Regions from separate parts of the Homo sapiens genome. Here region 1 is linked to region 2. A link is a loop called in an ENCODE intact Hi-C map of the cell type or tissue named here. Cell type or tissue: mammary epithelial cell. All regions are shown on one strand. Each heading gives the region's core, and the rest is flanking DNA. Links, peaks and the distances in the headings are about the cores only.

The links. Peaks named below come from ENCODE experiments on the same cell type or tissue, not always from the same donor. Only the 100,000 strongest peaks of a DNase experiment are listed, where the experiment ranks them.
Region 1: a loop joins it to region 2, with 4 times the contacts of the local background. A loop is called at or near these places in 5 of 110 quality-filtered maps.

Annotation. Positions count from the first base shown.
Region 1 is chr18:8,170,712-8,179,076 of GRCh38, reverse strand. The region is part of intron 14 of PTPRM (protein tyrosine phosphatase receptor type M); the gene reads right to left. Among named protein-coding and RNA genes, the nearest start is that of RAB12, 430 kb to the left of the region's middle. In mammary epithelial cell, for the core only: no CTCF peak of the experiment used is centred there; no DNase peak of the experiment used is centred there.
Region 2 is chr18:8,225,936-8,234,300 of GRCh38, reverse strand. The region is part of intron 14 of PTPRM (protein tyrosine phosphatase receptor type M); the gene reads right to left. Among named protein-coding and RNA genes, the nearest start is that of RAB12, 380 kb to the left of the region's middle. RefSeq lists an enhancer at 853-1,675. In mammary epithelial cell, for the core only: no CTCF peak of the experiment used is centred there; a DNase peak (open chromatin) is centred at 4,300.

The DNA of each region.
Region 1 (8,365 bases), core at 91-8,090, 55 kb after region 2:
GAGATAATAAAAGTCCCTTGGGAAAGCTGGCCTCATACCTTCTGTATGCAGTCCCTGTACAGTGTTCCTGACCTGTGGTAAGTAAAGAATATCACTTTCTCACAGGCCTAGGAGCACCAAGTTATCTTGGGACCTTAAGAGGTGAGGAATGTACCCAACTCATACAGGTATTTGATGGTACAAACCCACAGCTAGGCTTATGGCTTTAAAACATTTTATCTGAGATCCTAATGGAACAAAGTTCCATCAAAGCCAAATTTATTTTTTATTTTATTATTATTATTATTTTTGAGACGGAGTCTTGATCTGTTGCCCAGGCTGGAGGGCAGTGATGCGATCTTGGCTCACTGCAACCTCCACCTCCCAGGTTCTAGTGATTCTCCTGTCTTAGCTTCCCGAGTAGCTGGGATTACAGGCACATACCACCATGCCCAGCTAGTTTTTTTTGTATTTTTAGTAGAGACGAGGTTTCACCATGTTGGCCAGGCTGGTCTCAAACTCCTGACCTCAGTTCATCCACCTGCCTCGGCCTCCCAAAGTGCTGAGACTACAGGCATGAGCCACCGTGCCCAGCCCATCAAAGCCAATTTTAAAAGGAGCCTATGTGGCAAATAATTATTCTTGCTGTGATTTATGCAAATAATCAGGCCAAGTATAACAAGACTAAAGCTTATTTTGCAAACAAATCAGTCCTATCATGATTTGTTTTTAATGAAAATGGAGATTGGAGGGAGAAAAATTGTGTTTCAAGAATGACGGCAAACCTGTTAAAAGATTCTAGTCTCATCAGTTCTTTTTGAGTTTTTGTCTGCAATTTAGACTAACCTTGCTTATTCCTGTGAACAAACCAATGATCTCTGGCTATAGCTCAGAAGAAACGAGAGGGTGGGTAATGTAAAAATTTGGATTAATATTCTAATTCTAGGCACATACTAGAATCGGCTAGCAACTCCATGCACCCAACATCTGAAACTGGTGATCAGCAGCTTCCCAATAAGATCTCAGGAGTGGGGCAAGTGGGCTCAAGCATGCACACTAAGAGGCAAAGTGGCAGAGTTTAACTGGTATATGACCTTCTAGAATTGTTCAACTGCTAAGGGAAAAATGTCTTAAGTGAGCATGTGCACAACTCCAGTAAACACACTGTGAATACAGCCCCTCCCCAGTGCTGGTAGGCCACTGTGCATACAAACAGCTCATCCCAAGGGAAGAATCAGGGGAGAAGAGACACAAGACCCTGGAAGCATGCCAATATGTACAACCCCAGATCTAAGGTCAAACCGTGCACTTGACCCTCTCAAGTTGCCTACTTGGCCCTTTTCCAAATGTACTCTATTTACTTTCCTCCCTGCTCCAAAGCTTTTCAATAAACTTTCATTCCTGCTCTAAAACTTGCCTCATTCTCTCACTCAGCCTTATGCCCCTGGGTTGAATTCTTTCTTCTGAGGAGGCAAGAATTGAGGTTGCTCCCAACACTTACTGATTTGCTGCTGCTAAGAGGAGTATACTTTTGTAACAAGTATAACAAGCCTTAGCCAATCACAGCAGCTGAGCTTCCGTCAATCACAGGAACCAACTAATCAGATCACTTTCAAATAAGGGAAACACTGCTGTAACCAGCCCAGCCTTTCTGTACCTGCCTTCTGTCTCGCATTGTGAAGGGGAACTCTGTGAACCTCTTCTGGTTCTGAGGGCTGCCAGATTTGTGAATCATTCTTTGCTCAATTAAACTCTGCTAAATTTAATTTGTCTAAAGTTTTTATTTTAACAGTAGGTTCTCAAAAAATGTGTTGAATGAATAAACAAAGAGGTGTGGAAACTGCAAAGAATTACTAAAGAAACTACTTACTTTATTGGTTGAATGGTTGGCTGAGAAAGTGTACACTGTGATTCTAAGAATATGCTTCTCATACTTTTATAAAGGTTAAAAAATACTTAAGTCATTTAGCTTTTTCCAAAAGGCATCAGTATTTGAACAAGTAATAAGAAAACACATCCCCTCAGAAAGGCAGGAGAAAATGGGGTTGACAGAAGAAATATGAAAAAAGTAAAAACATAATTGAGAAATCAGTGCACATTTTTTAAAAGGGCAGAAAAAAGGAGGGTCAAAAGACAAGATAGAAAAGAAGCAGATGTATTTCTGCTCAATCTGATCCACAAATAATTAGAACTAAACTGTCAACAGGGCTTTCAAGCTAGAGTGAAGGATATTAGTCACCAACTCTGCATGAGACTGGAGTCCTGACAGAGTGGCAGCCTTTATTATTGCCGAGGTTGACTTCCCTTCTGGAAGGTCACTGACCTTGATCTTTTTCCCTGACTGGCCTTCAGTGCTTTGCTAATCAGAGCAAAATCCTGCTTCAGTACCAACCGGGTGCGCCTGCAGTTAATCTTCCCATGACCTTTCTTCCAGACTCTCCTGCAAGTCATGTGGACGATCAAAATACATCATAAATTGCCATCCTGTTGGGGATGATGTGCACTTTGGTTCTCTTATTAACAGAGAACTTTCTTTTGGGTTAAGCTTAATAGTTGACAGCAATGTTCTATAAAAGGAGTACTGAATCCTACATATGTATACATATATTTTTTCACACAGGGACATTGTGAATAAAGAAAATCACATTGTCTGTGTTTATATTTGATGAATAATTAAGGGAATGAGAGATGTGGAAAGGACTTAAGAAGTCACCAGATCCAACTCCCTGCCTTCAGGCACATCCCTCTGAAATCACTGGCAATAGATGGCTATTCGGCCTATTTTTTGAGATTGCAGTAGATAGAGATTACACAGCCTTCTTTGTTAGCTTGTTTCCAAAAATAACTTCGATATTATGTCTAACTGTACTCTCTCTCTCTCTCTCTCTCTCTATTATACTGCCATACAACAAGCAATTCATTAATCGCTCCAAATACTGGATGAATTTTCCCTCAGGAAACTATTAACAATATAAGCTCATAAATTTTTAAATTTCCCAATTTGACATTAGATGGACTAAATCTTTAATTTTTAATACTTTGTGAATACTGCTTCTCTCAGTTAGCAATGCAAAGCCTTTAACTCTTAAAATGCTGCTTTCTGAACCACTTTTTAGTCATAAGAAGAGCACATGCTTGTTCTTTAGGCTTCAGCGTCTAAGGAATGAGAAGCAAGTCAGAAAACAGCAGCATGGGGCAGACAGTTCATAAATAAATCTGCTTTACATTTTCAGCAAGAAAACCTAATTCTCTGCCGGTGAGACAATTCTCACGCTAAAATACGTAATGTTTCAAGGCAGAAATCCTTGTTATAATTCTAAACTATGTGCAACCAACGAAATTACCTTCAAGATGCCTACTGGACTCAGCACACTAAGCCAGGCCACCCTGCTTCAGGCTATTTCCCTCATATAAGCAGAATATAACGAGCTACAGTTCATTAGCTTTAAACATTTGGCCTAAGGGATTCATAGGTGAAGCCTTTAAAAACAAGAAAATCATACACTGTTGAATTAAACTCCCATTTAAATGCTGAAAGTTGGGAAGTAGGTATTTCTAGATTGCCGGTGTGATTATATTATAGCATTGACATATTAAGAAACAGTACCTTCTGGATATAAAACAAAAATAAAAACAAAGTAATTATACACTGAAGCTTATATAGGAATTGTGGAGTCTTTTTTGTCTAAAACCTCAAATATACAGATTTTACCTCTAATTTCCTCATGGGGTGAATATTTATTCACTCCAGTTGTAGAAGTCTTCCTTAAGCACAAACATCACTTCCTTATTTTACACTATTGCAGGCCACCAAAAAGTTGAATAATAATATTACAAATTAATTTGTCTTGACTATGGCATAAGAACCATAATTAGCAGCAAATCCTTTTGCTCTATTTGCATGTGGTGAATTTTCCTTAATTAGTCTGCAGTCTAATTACGAAGCTCAATCTAGAGAACTCACAAAAGCCAGTGATGCAGAAAGCAGAAGACAGCATATTCCACCTCCTGGATTTAGTGCTCCAGAATCCTATAGCAAACCAGTTGGAACAGACTCTATTTGTGAGGGCATTAGCATGTAAACAGTGTCAGCCAGAAGACACATGGCAGCAACTGGCCATGCTAATGGAAAGTGATATTGAGTTTACTAATTCAGATAAGAGTGCACAGATTGCCTTTTCTCCAAAGCACAGGGACTGTCAGAGAGACAAATGCGTGGACCATGTTGCAATTAATTTGATTCTTGTTCTTTTAAGGCTCTACTTGTAGATTTAATTAAAGCTTTCACACACTGGGCACATGCAGGAAGTCTGTGAATTTAATGGCTTCTTTTGAATGAAAGCAGCAATGGAGGTTATGATTCAAACAGTAATAGGCAGTCATATGACAAAGATTTTTTTTAAAAAAAGTATGTGCATTCTTACTCAGGTAGCAAGGCATATTTTTATTTTAATAAGAGACAGCAAATTGCACTTTCCCTATAGATTTCCCTCGCCTCTTACTGCATGACTATTTCTGAGCTCAATAATCCTCCACACTTGGTCAGTATTGTGCTTATACTGCTTGGTTGATAATTCTTTCATCAAATCAACTATAATATATTACAATTCTTACATTGTAAAACCTCAAACCCATATGTCTTTGCTCTGATCTTTTGGTTTTAAACTGCCTTTGCAAAAATTATAACAGTGAGGAAACTATGACAGTGAAAGAGATCTTAGCTAACCAACCCCCATATTGCCTTTAAGCTGTAAACTGTCCTTAATTATTCCTAGACTTAGGCCAAGCTAACTTTGGGAGACATTTCTTTTATAGTTTAAATGATAATAACCCTTCCCCAAAACTAAACCACCTTTGTAAAGCTAATGAAAGACCACCAGGTTAGGGGGATGAAGAGCCAGAATTCTGCTAAAGTGTAAAGGAAAATGGTTACCAGCCATTATTCTGGAGGTGACAAGATTTGCAACTTCCCTTTACTCCTGTGGATAACACCACTATTGTAAAATCTAAGATTGGCCTTTTTTTTTTTTTTGAGACAGAGTCTCGCTCTGTTGCTCAGACTGGAGTGCAGTGGCGTGATCTCAGCTCACTGCAACCTCTGCTTCCCAGGTCAAGAGATTCTCCTGCCTCAGCTTCCAGAGTAGCTGGGATTATGGGCGACACCACCACACAGGCTAACTTCTGTATTTTTAATAGAGATGGGGTTTTGCCATGTTGGCCAGGCTGGTCTTGAACTCCTGACCTCAAGTGATCCACCCACCTCGGCCTCCCAGAGTGCTGGGATTACAGGGGTGAGCCACCACATCCATCCTAAGATTGGCCTTTTGAGATGTCTTTTGAAGTTTTTGCATTGCTGGCAACCCATGCCCCACACAGACCCACCAACAGATCCTGTGGCCCTACCCAGAAGCAGACTCTCTGGCCTGCCAAGCTATTCTTGAAACACCCCAGCCTCTAAATGTTTGGAGAGATTGATTTGAATAATAACTCTGTCTCCTACATGGCATAGCCGACCTCGTGTCAATTGTGCTCTTTCTTTATTGCAATGCCACAGTCTCAGTGAATTGGTTTTATCTGTGCAGCAGGCAGCAAGAACCCACTGGGCAGTTACGAGTTTACTTCCAAAGTCATATTTAATCTTTTATTTGTTTTATAAATTGACTCATATTATTTGTCTGACCCTGGCCCGATTCTAACACAGCAAAATAGATGCTCTGCTGGTTTTACCAAGTGTTAAGAAATATTGTGAAAATAATAATCATTCATATGCTAATACTTGTTCCAACAGCATATATATCATTACCATTATATCTGAAAATTTCAACATAATTGCCACCACCTTCTTGCCAAATTCTTCCAACTGAAAGCCAGTTTTCCCTCTGAGCTTGTGAAGCCTTTACCCACACATCCTATGGTGTTTTATCATTTTCAATCTAAAATTGTCTAGGTACATGGTTAATGGTTCCACTTAGACTATAATACTCGGCACCTAGCTTAGGGCTTTGAGTAAGTAGTCATCTCAAGTATTCTTTGAATGAATCAATATGTCTCTCTACCACTCCTAATCCCTGAACTGAGTACAGTTCCTTATTAAGAAAGATGAAAACTTAAATAAGCACAAGAAAAACATATGTGTTTGTGTGTATATGTAAGTAGATATACATACATACACACAGTGAACATTGTTTCATGCATCATCATACTCTGGTACAATTAATTACAGTGCCAGGTGAGTTAGTTCATCTGGGACCCTTTCGAGACCAAACCATGGTGTTTGCTGGTGAGATGATCTTAAAGCAACAGCAGAATCAGGACCACAGATTTGGGTTTCCCTGCAATTTTCTTTCTGCTTCAAATGGGCTGAGGTTAAGCAGAAGTTTTTTTTTTCTTTTTTTTTTTTCTTGTGTTTACATTAACATTCTATGGTTAAGAACCTTCCTCACAATTAGGACACAAGAAATGTCGGCAGCTGGCCCACCCCTCTGGAGCAGTGGTTGTTAAACATCAGTGAGGATCCCTATCACTGGGGGAACTTGTATAGATTCCTCCATCCTGCATTCTGATTCAATATGCCTGGGGTATGACAAAGAAGTATGCACTGTTGTAAGTACCCGGATGATTCTGAGACAGGTTCCTTGGACTATTGAGGAACACAGCTCTGGGTCTTGAAACAGTGCCTTCCTGTACAAAGATAAATTTCCCAGTACATTGAAGACACAGCTACTAACAGGCTATGAATTGCAGCAAGACCATAAAACAAGATCATCTATACCCTGAATGAGTTGCAGGGAATAGGTAAGTCTGTAAAGTTATAAAAAAAAAAAAAAAAAAAGGTCAAGACTTGAAATGTTATTCAGGAACAGTGCTTTATCTGTATCTTTGCCACCTTTCTCACCTTCCGCCATAATTGTGAGGCCTCCCCAGCCACGTAGAACTGTGAGTCCATTAAACCTCTTTCTTTTGTAAACTGCTCAGTATCGGGTATGTCTTTATATTGCTGAAAACGAGAATACAGCAAAAGCAATTGTAGACGGTCCCTGACTTATGATTTTCCGACTTTACAATGGTGCTAAAGCTATCCGCATTCAGTAGAAACTGTACTTCGAGTATCCATACAACCATTCTGTTTTTCACTTTCGGCACAGTATTCAATAAGTTAAATGAGATATTCCACACTTTATTATAAAATAGGTTTTGTGTTAGATGATTTTCCCCAACACTTAGGCTAACCTAAGTGTTCTGAGCACATTTAAGGGAGGCTAGGCTAACCTATGAAGTTGGGTAGGGTAGGTGCAATAACTGCATTTCTTACTTATGATGGGTTGACTGGACCATAATCCTATCAAAAGTCCAGGAGCATCTGTATAGGGCCATTCAGAGGATTACCACTGGACAACAAGAAAGACTCGGAAAAATCTCAGCCTCTATTTAGCTTTCTCCAGATTCAGACAATTTTTCTGGATCTCCGTCCTAGACCCAGCCTCCCATTTTAAATGAACACAGGACATGGACATAGAAACAAACACATTTACCCCCAAACTGCCATGTTTTCTCTTGGTTGTGATTCTCTTTCACTAAGGACACAATTTTTTCCCCTACTCACAGAGGTCCAAGCTGTTTACAGAGTGACATTTCCTCATTTCTCATAGTCCCACATCTATGGCAGACCAGTGGCATCTGGTTCAATATTTCATTAAATCCTCCTGAAAACTAACAGTTCAATCTATTGAAAAACTACAGTCCCTGAGCAACGTAAATTACCTAGCAGGCTGTGGCTGTAGCATGCCACACAGCCCATTTGCTGCTGAGACATTTATAGCTGTAGAATTTCTGCACATTCTGGATGCAAGAAGCATAACCTTTATAAGCCTTCCTCAGACAGTAAACACTGCAACTTTTTAAAAAAAGTTCTCTAGCAGGAAAAGGTTATTTAGGTCCAGAATGAATGAGATTTGTGTTTTGCCTTAATTATCCATGAATCTAATGTAGAATCTTTCCTTGGGAATATTTCAGTTTTTAGCTACTCCTATAGCCCAAGGGTCTTACCCTCATCTCTTAGCCCTCAGCAAAATGACTGAAGAACATTCACACAGAGGCCCCATCGGAAGACTGTGCTCAACAGAAAATTTAGAGCTAATTTATTTTTGCTGCAGGGCATCTGCAAGTTATGTGGCAGAAGTAAGTATGGATGAATGGTTTTATTTTGGACTAGTTTTGACAATCAGTGGTCAGTCTATACCATCTTCAAATGTGGTTGTCACTTCAAAAGTAATAGAAGCCAGTCACCTTTGATGGCTATCGGGAGCTATGGAGAGGCTATGATCTCATGGCCTTCTACTCAGTTACAATAATAATGCCAGGGCCAGACAAAATTAAAGTGCCTGGA
Region 2 (8,365 bases), core at 317-8,316:
TACGTACAAAAAGTATAGAGGAAAACTGTAAAATTCTGATGAAAGAAATCAAAGAACTAAATAAATGAAAGATTTAATATTGTCCACATGTCAATTCTTCCCAAATTGATCTATAGATTCAGTGCAATCCTAATCAAAATCCTAGAAACTTATTTAGGGTTAATAACAAACTGATTCTATATGGAGAGGCAAAAGACCCAGAATAGCCAACACAATACTGATTAGAAAAAAGTTGGAAGATTGATACTACCTGACTTCCAGACTTACTATAAAGCTACAGTAATCAAGACAGTGTGGTATTGGTGAAATAAGAGACAAACAGATCACTAGGACAGAAGAGAGAGAACAGAAAGAAACCTACATAAATACGATCAACTGGCAAAGAAGCAAGGGTACTACAATGGACAACAAATGGTGGTGGAACAACTAGACATCCACATGCAGAAAAATGAATCTAGACACAGGCCTTACACCCTTCACAAAAATTAACTCAAAATGGATTATAGACCTAAATGTAAAATGCAAAACTATGAAACTCCTAGAAGATAACATAGGAGAAAATCTAGATGACCTTGGATATGGCAATGACTTTTCAGTTAAAATATTAAAGGGATAATCCATGAAAAAAAATGATAAGATAGACATCTTTCCAATAAAAATTCCTGCTCTGTGAAAGACACTGTCAAGAAAGAAGCCATAAACTTGGAGAAAATATTTGTAAAAGACATACCTGGTAATGAACTGGTATCCATAATGTTCAAATAACTCTTAAAACTGAACAATAAGAACACAAACAATGGGATTAAAAAATGGGCCAGAGACCTTGATGCCTCACCAAAGATGTACACATAGCAAACGAGCATATAAAAAGATGCTCTGCACCATATGTTATAAGGAAAATGCAAATCAGAACAACAAGATACCACCACACATCTGTTATAAGGCCAAAATCTAAAAAACACTGACATCACCAACTGCTGGTAAGAATATAGAGCAACAAGACTCCTCATTCATTGTTGATAGGAATGCAAAAGGACATAGCCACTTTGAAAAACAGTTTGGGCCAGGCACAGTGGCTTACGCCTGTAATCCCAGCACTCTGGGAGGCCAAGGTGTGTAGTGTGCCGGCAAAGGGATTGTGACTAGCTCAGCATTCCACTGGAGGCTATATGATCAAACAGCAAACTGTTTATCATGAATGCAGGATGTGGGCAAACTCAAACTGCTCCTGTCGCCAAAAGGTTTGCTGAGGACCATCACTTCCTGGTGCGGGACTCCTTGAAGTTATCTCCTGAGACATCTAGTACCCATTGTTCCAGGAATGCAGTCTCACAAGCCTGCTGTGAACCAAATGGCCGACTGACAATTACCTGACAACCACCACCCCCCTCCTTGCTATCTCTTTTGCCTAATAAATATGGAAGGCTGTGTACAGCTCAGGGCCCTTGTTCACTAGAAGCAAGGTGCCCCCTGACCCCTTCTTCCAAATATACTCTTTTGTCTTTGTCTTCTATTCCCACGTTCGTCCTCTTTTGTTCAGTCCAATATAGGGTCGTGGGGAGCTTCACAAAAGTGGGTGGATCATTTGAGGTCAGGAGTTTGAGACCAGCCTTGCCAACATGGTGAAACCCCATCTCTGGTACTTGCTACTTAGGAGGCTGAGGCAGGAGAATGGCTTGAGCCTGGGAGGCGGACATTGCAGTGAGCCAAGATCGTACCACTGCACTGTCACTGGGTGACAGAGTGAGACTCCATCTCAAAAAAAAGAAAAACAGTTTGTCAGTTTCCTACAACATTAACATATTCTTCCCATATGATCCAGCAGTTATGCTCCTTGCTATTTACCCAAAGGATTTGAAAACTTATGCTCACACAAAACCTCCATAGAGATGTTCATATAGCTTTATCCATAACTGACAATTTGGAAGAAACCAAGCTGTCCTTCAATAGGTGAATGGCTAAACTGTGGTACATTTAGACAATGGAATATTGTTCAGTGTTACAAAGGAATAAGCTATGAAGCCATGAACAGGCATGGAGGAAACTTAAACGTGTGTCACTAAGTGAAAGATGTCAATCTGAAAGGCTACATAATGGCAAAAAATGCAATTGCTTTTGCACTGACCTAATATTTTATTATTCCAACTACATAACACTCTGGAAGAGGCAAGACTATGAAGACAGTAAAAGGATTAGTGATTGTCAAAGGTTAACGGAAAGGGAGGGATAAACAGGCAGAGCACAGAGGAGGTTCTAGGCTGTGATCTTATTTATATGATACTATAATGAAGGATGCCTGTCATTATAGAGTTGTCAAACCCATAGTAGGTGCATTATGAAGAATGAACCCTGATGTGAACTACAGCCTTTGGTGATAATGATGTGGCAATAGAGCCTCACGGATTATGATAAATGAGGATACTGTGTGTGTGTGTTGGCAGGGGGGTGTTAGAACTATATGGGAACTCCGTATTTTCTGCTCACTTATGTGGTGAAACAAAAACTGCTCTAAAAATAGTTTATTAAACATTGCAATACTGTTTAGAAAAATAATTGGAGGGAGAAAAACTGTCATAGCTCAAAAACTGTAAAGTAGAATAAAGGTAGGACAGGAGAGAAATGCGCGCTGAATTCAAATTAAAGGAATGGTTATTATACTCTACTATTTCCTGAGTATTTCTTTTCTACAGTAAAAATGTTTAAAAGTATGAAATGGAAATAAGGGAAATGGAAGAAAAACCTCTTGGCAAGTTATTATGTTTATGATGGGTATGAATCACAACCGATAAAGAAACCATGGTGAAGAATGAACTCTTCAGTAATGTGTCCTATGGGAGAGCTGCAGGACAAATTGCTGCCAACTAGGAGAACAAATTGCCACCTGGCTGGAAGGAAGAAGAAATCACTCCTCCTCCAGTTTCCCGCTCTGAAACTGGACTGAGTGGCAATTGGGAGAGGAGCAGGATGGATGGGCCCGTCTGCCATGGGTATCAGTGGATTCAATATGGATGCTCCTCCCAGTCCTGGTCTATTGCCATTCAAGGTCACAGGCCATGGTTCCCCAGAGCCTGATTACCCCCACCCTCTGTGATAGACCCTGCCATGCTAGGTTATGTCAACAGATTGTCACTGGGGAAATGCTTATTAGCACTGAGCCAAAGATCACTGTTGGCCACAGAAAAGGTGTTTTTCAAATACTACAGGGATAGCAAAACTCATGGAAAGGTAAATCACATATAAACTAAGAATGAAAGGGTAAATGGCTCTTTGGTCCTGGCATCTACAATTACGTGTGTGCTTAGACTTAATTAAGGGCTGCAGTAGGAGCTGGTAACAAGAATAAGTGTTTATTTTTTATTAAAGAAGGGATGAAATTATTATTGGTTTAGTCAAACAATGCATATATTATACCAAATTACAAGATCCACTTAAATAAACCAGAATGAATAAGAGGTTGTCACATTAAAGATGGATCTGTAAGAATTAGCAGATCCTGTTGCATTTAAAGGTAAAATTTTAAGAAAGAAACATAGTGGTCTGATATTTAATTATTCCAATTCAAAAGAACCAGCACTGCAACAGTTGACAGAAATACAACATGAAAATAGTAATTACAAAAATTTATGTAGGGCTTCAGATTAGCCATGCCAGGCACTTTATGTTCATTAATTCGTTTAACTCTTACAAAAGCCCAATGAGGAAACTGCCATTATTATCCCTATCTTCCAGAGAAGGAAACTGAGGCACAGTGGTGCTAAGCTGTCCATGGCCACATGGCTAGAGAACTTTAGACATCTGGCATTATTTTCCCATGTTGAGATAAAATGATCCTGGGAATCTGGAATCTATTGGCATCACTAGCTACACTTATGGTTGCTTATGTCTGGACACTGTCCATAAAGTTCCCAGCTTGGACTTTATAGCTGTTGACTGAGGTGAAAGTGTTCTTCTAACATCGCTAACTGTATCATCACTTAAGAAGCCCACTCTAGAGACAACAAACTATGGCACACACTACCTACCCAGCCACTCTCTGTTCTTCATTCACTAGTTAACAGACATACATTTATCACAAAAAAACAGTTTTTTTTAAGACAAGTCAGGGTTTTTATCTTTGTTGGGCCTCTGTTGTAGAGTTCACCTCTTTACACCATGGGGTTATATCAAATGACAGACTGAAGGACTCTTAGAAAGGCTGATAGGCTAAAAAGAAACCAGACAGAAGGACTTGGATATGTATCTTCCTACCTCACCAAGTGAGAAACGGGTATGGGTTTTATTCACATATCGCTTTAGGCTACAACTTTATTTCAGATGACCTAGTGGTAACAACACCACACGATGAGTCACTGGTGAGGAAAGGTGTCTGCAAATGAACTTGCACCAGAGCAAAAGAAGCAAAGAGGTGTGTGGATCTCTTCAGCAAGTAACTGTCAGGATCTCTTGGTACATGTGTGTATACACACATATATATATAACCATGTGTACTTCATGTTGAAGAGGTTCAAATAATAGTCATATTATACAAATATAATAAAAATTAGTCTTTCTCAAACTTACAAGTTGAAAATCAAATATTTGGAAAAGATTGGCTTTCTTTTAAAACAAGTTGAAATTACATGTATCTATGATCACCTCAAAACCATGACACAAATGTCTTGCATGACTCTGAGATGATAATTAAATTACAATAAACAAAAGAATCATGATGATGTTATTTATGGCAACAAAATTCAAGGAATCATATGCTAAACCAACATGTGAGATAAAAAATACACCCAATATCCTTATATGTTAAATAATTTTTATTTTCAGAACTAAAAAATTAAGAAAAGAGCCTGCTGCTTTCTGGAGAGGGCACGAGTACCTAAAGTTTTCTAACTGTAGAGTGTTCAATGGATCAAAAGGAAACATTTTCCTACTCTTTAATTTCAAAAGAATCTCTGGTTAGTAAGCATTATCCTTACGTACTTGGAAGCCACTGTTTTTGTTCTTAGCCAACAGGTATTTTACTATGCTCCTGGGCAAACATCACGTGCCAGCTGGGTGAGGACAGGGCTTTATGCCTCTTCTGTTCTAACATCTCCTGTTAGAAAGTGCCTGGCATGTGGTAGGCGCTCACCAAACATTTGTTTGTTCTTATTCTGCTTGTCTGATTAATCTTAATACCTTACTTCCTGATCATAAAAAATATATGATAAACATAATCGTGCATAAGAGAGAGGCATGACAGACAGACAGACGGACACTGACTGATGCATGTCTAATGATCCTGAAGGTTCCAGCTCAGGGCTTGGTGACGACTCTCACATTTCATGGCTTGATCCTATGGTCTACCACTTTTCAAGTTGTTGAAAGAAAAAGACCTTGGAAGTTGAAAACACCTAACCACTTCATAGGTATATATATTTTAATTTCTGAATTTTTCTTTTTCTTTTTCTTTTCTTTTGAGACGGAGTCTTGCTGTGTCGCCAGGCTGGAGTGCGGTGGTGTGATCTCGGCTCACTGCAACCTCCACCTCCCAGGTTCAAGCGATTCTCCTGCCTCAGCCTCCCAAGTAGCTGGGACTACAGGCGTATGCCACCACACCTGGCTAATTTTTGTATTTTTTTTTTTTTTTTTTAGTAGAGTTTGGGTTTCACCATGTTGGCCAGGATGGTATCGATCTCCTGACCTCGTGATCCACCTGCCTCGCCTCCCAAAGTGCTGGGATTACAGGTGTGAGCCACCACACCCAGCCTATTTCTGATTTTTTCTAAATGATAAAGAGGAATATAAATACATATACACACACATATACACATATTTTAAAACAACTTCATTTATAACTTGAATTTAATGTTATTCATATGACAATATAACAGCCCTGGAAAAAAGCCTTTGGGTCGATCTTGAAATGCACTTAATCATCACTGTCTCTCATTATATATCTGGCTGGGGCACCTTCCCTAAGTCCCTTAGATATCGTTCCCACCAAGGAAAAACTTGTGAGCTCTGTTTCCTCCTTTCCCTCTCATTTTCTATCAGTCCCTGGGCCTGGAGCAGGAGTGCCCCATACAGATCAGTTCCACCGTGTCTTCAGCTGGGCTCCTCTGAACACACAGTGTGGCAAGACCTGCACATAAGAGGCATTCTGCCCTCCAATATCCACCTGCAAATAGATCCCTCCTGAAACAACACCCTCCACTTGGGAGTAACCCACAGCTCACGTGAGCGCCTAACGCCATTCCCCAAACCAACCGAAGATTTTTAAACACTGAAATAAGTCAGCCATAAAAATAATAGATGTAGTATCTGTCATCCTTAGTAATATTTTGTTTAGTTTTATTTCTCACATCACAGCAATATGAATCCAGAGGGGCTGGAACCGGTGACAGTGCAAGAAATATGAAACTGGTACAATCCATAGTCAAGCAAGATGGGAATCAAGTGACATTAGTGATAGTGGGTCCCCACTCACAGCTGGCTTATGCTGCTGAATTCCACATGTGCACATTATCTGGAAATTTAATGGTTTCAAAAATGTCACTCTGCAGCAAGATTAAATTGGTATACTGTTGATCCTCTATCAGACTATAAATATAAGTGAGAAAGAGAAGAATTTTTAATGCATGTCATATTGGAACACTACCTCCACTTTCCTCTTGATGATGTTTGTTAAACTCGCTAAAAAATTCTGGAATGTCTCTATGTAATAGAAACAAGGCAAGCCACTGATGTCTGCACATAGGACAATGGGGGCCTGATAAAATTGCATATTCTGGATCCCACTTTAAGCACTGACTTCATAAAATCCAAGTGATCCCTTGGATGTGCAGAATTAAGTATCCAAGCATCTCATAAACACAAAGGATGAAAATTTTTTTTAAAAAACCTTTCTATTCCAAGTTAAAAACATAGATGCTGATTAATTTATGTGTGAGTAAATACTTCCTGTTTGTTCAGGAGCCCTGGCAACTGGCATGGAAAGCAGTAACTAAAAGAGGTTGCTTCAGGTGCATGAATGATAACCCAGAAAAGGATGTCTCTTTTTGGAGGGCCCAGATCCCATTCACTGGGCAGAATGGTCTCCTGAAGGCATCCACCTACTAATCTCGAAACCTGTGAATATATTTTATTAGGTTGGTGCATAAGTAATTGTGGTTTTGCCATTAAAAGTAACGACAAAAGTCGCAATTACTTTTGCACCAATCTGGTACATTACTTGGCAAAATGAAATTAAAGCTGTGGTTGGAATTGAGGTTGCTAATAAGCTAACTTTAAAAAAGGAAGATTATCCTAAATTATCCAAGTGGGCCAGTGTTATCACATGACACCTTAAGAGGCAAAACAGCAGGTCAGAATGATGGGTGTGAGGAGCACTCAACCCACCCTTCCTGCCTTTGGAGATGAGGAAGGGGCCACAAGCCAAGGAATGCGGGTAGTCTCCAGAAGTGGAAAAAAGGCCAGGAAATGAATTCTCTCTTAGAGTCCCAGAAAGGAACACAGCCCTGCTGACACCTTGACTTTAGCCAAGCAAAACCTGTGTCAGACTTCTAACCTACTCAACTATAAGATAATTATTTTGCTTTAAGCCACTAGGTTTGTAGGAATTTATTTACAGCAGGAACAGGAAACTAATACAAGGCATATAATCAAACAGTGTTCAGAATTTTAATATTTTATTTCCTACAGGCATTTCTGTGGTCATTTGACTAACCATTTGGCTTTTCTAAAACACCCATCTATCAACAATTCTTCCCAACAAGGGCCTACATTTTCTTATTAATTTATCCTAAACAACTGTCACTTTATTGTAAAAAATGCCTTTTTCTCCTAGGAAAAATATAAAAATCACACTTTAAAAATCTTTAGATCTGATTCTGAATTTCTTGTTTCACAGATATAGATCTCAAGATGAACTAGCTATATTGCAGAACTTGAGTATACTGGTAGTGAAAGGTTCTTACTTGTTAATAAGAATGTAGAAAGCAAACGATTTGGCCTTTACATGCTATTTATTTGTGTTTGTATGTATGTGTGTGGGGGGGATATTGGGGGCTAGGTGGGAATGATGGGGAACAGAAGGGATTGCTTTTTCAAAAATTAAAATGAAGTCTCAAAAGCATCACCAAAGTTGTGTTATGTTAACGGAGTGATGCATTTTTTTTTTAACCACACATTTGCCAACATTTGCTATCTGTTACAGAAACGTTCCTCAATCTGATGGGTGAAAAGATGGCATCTTATAATTTGTTGATTTGCATATACTTGATTATATGTGAGGTTTCACATCTTTTCAAATGTTATTCAGCCTATATTCCTACTCTGTAGTTGTCTGTTTATATATTATATCCCTTTTTCTATTGGGTTGTTATTGTTTGTT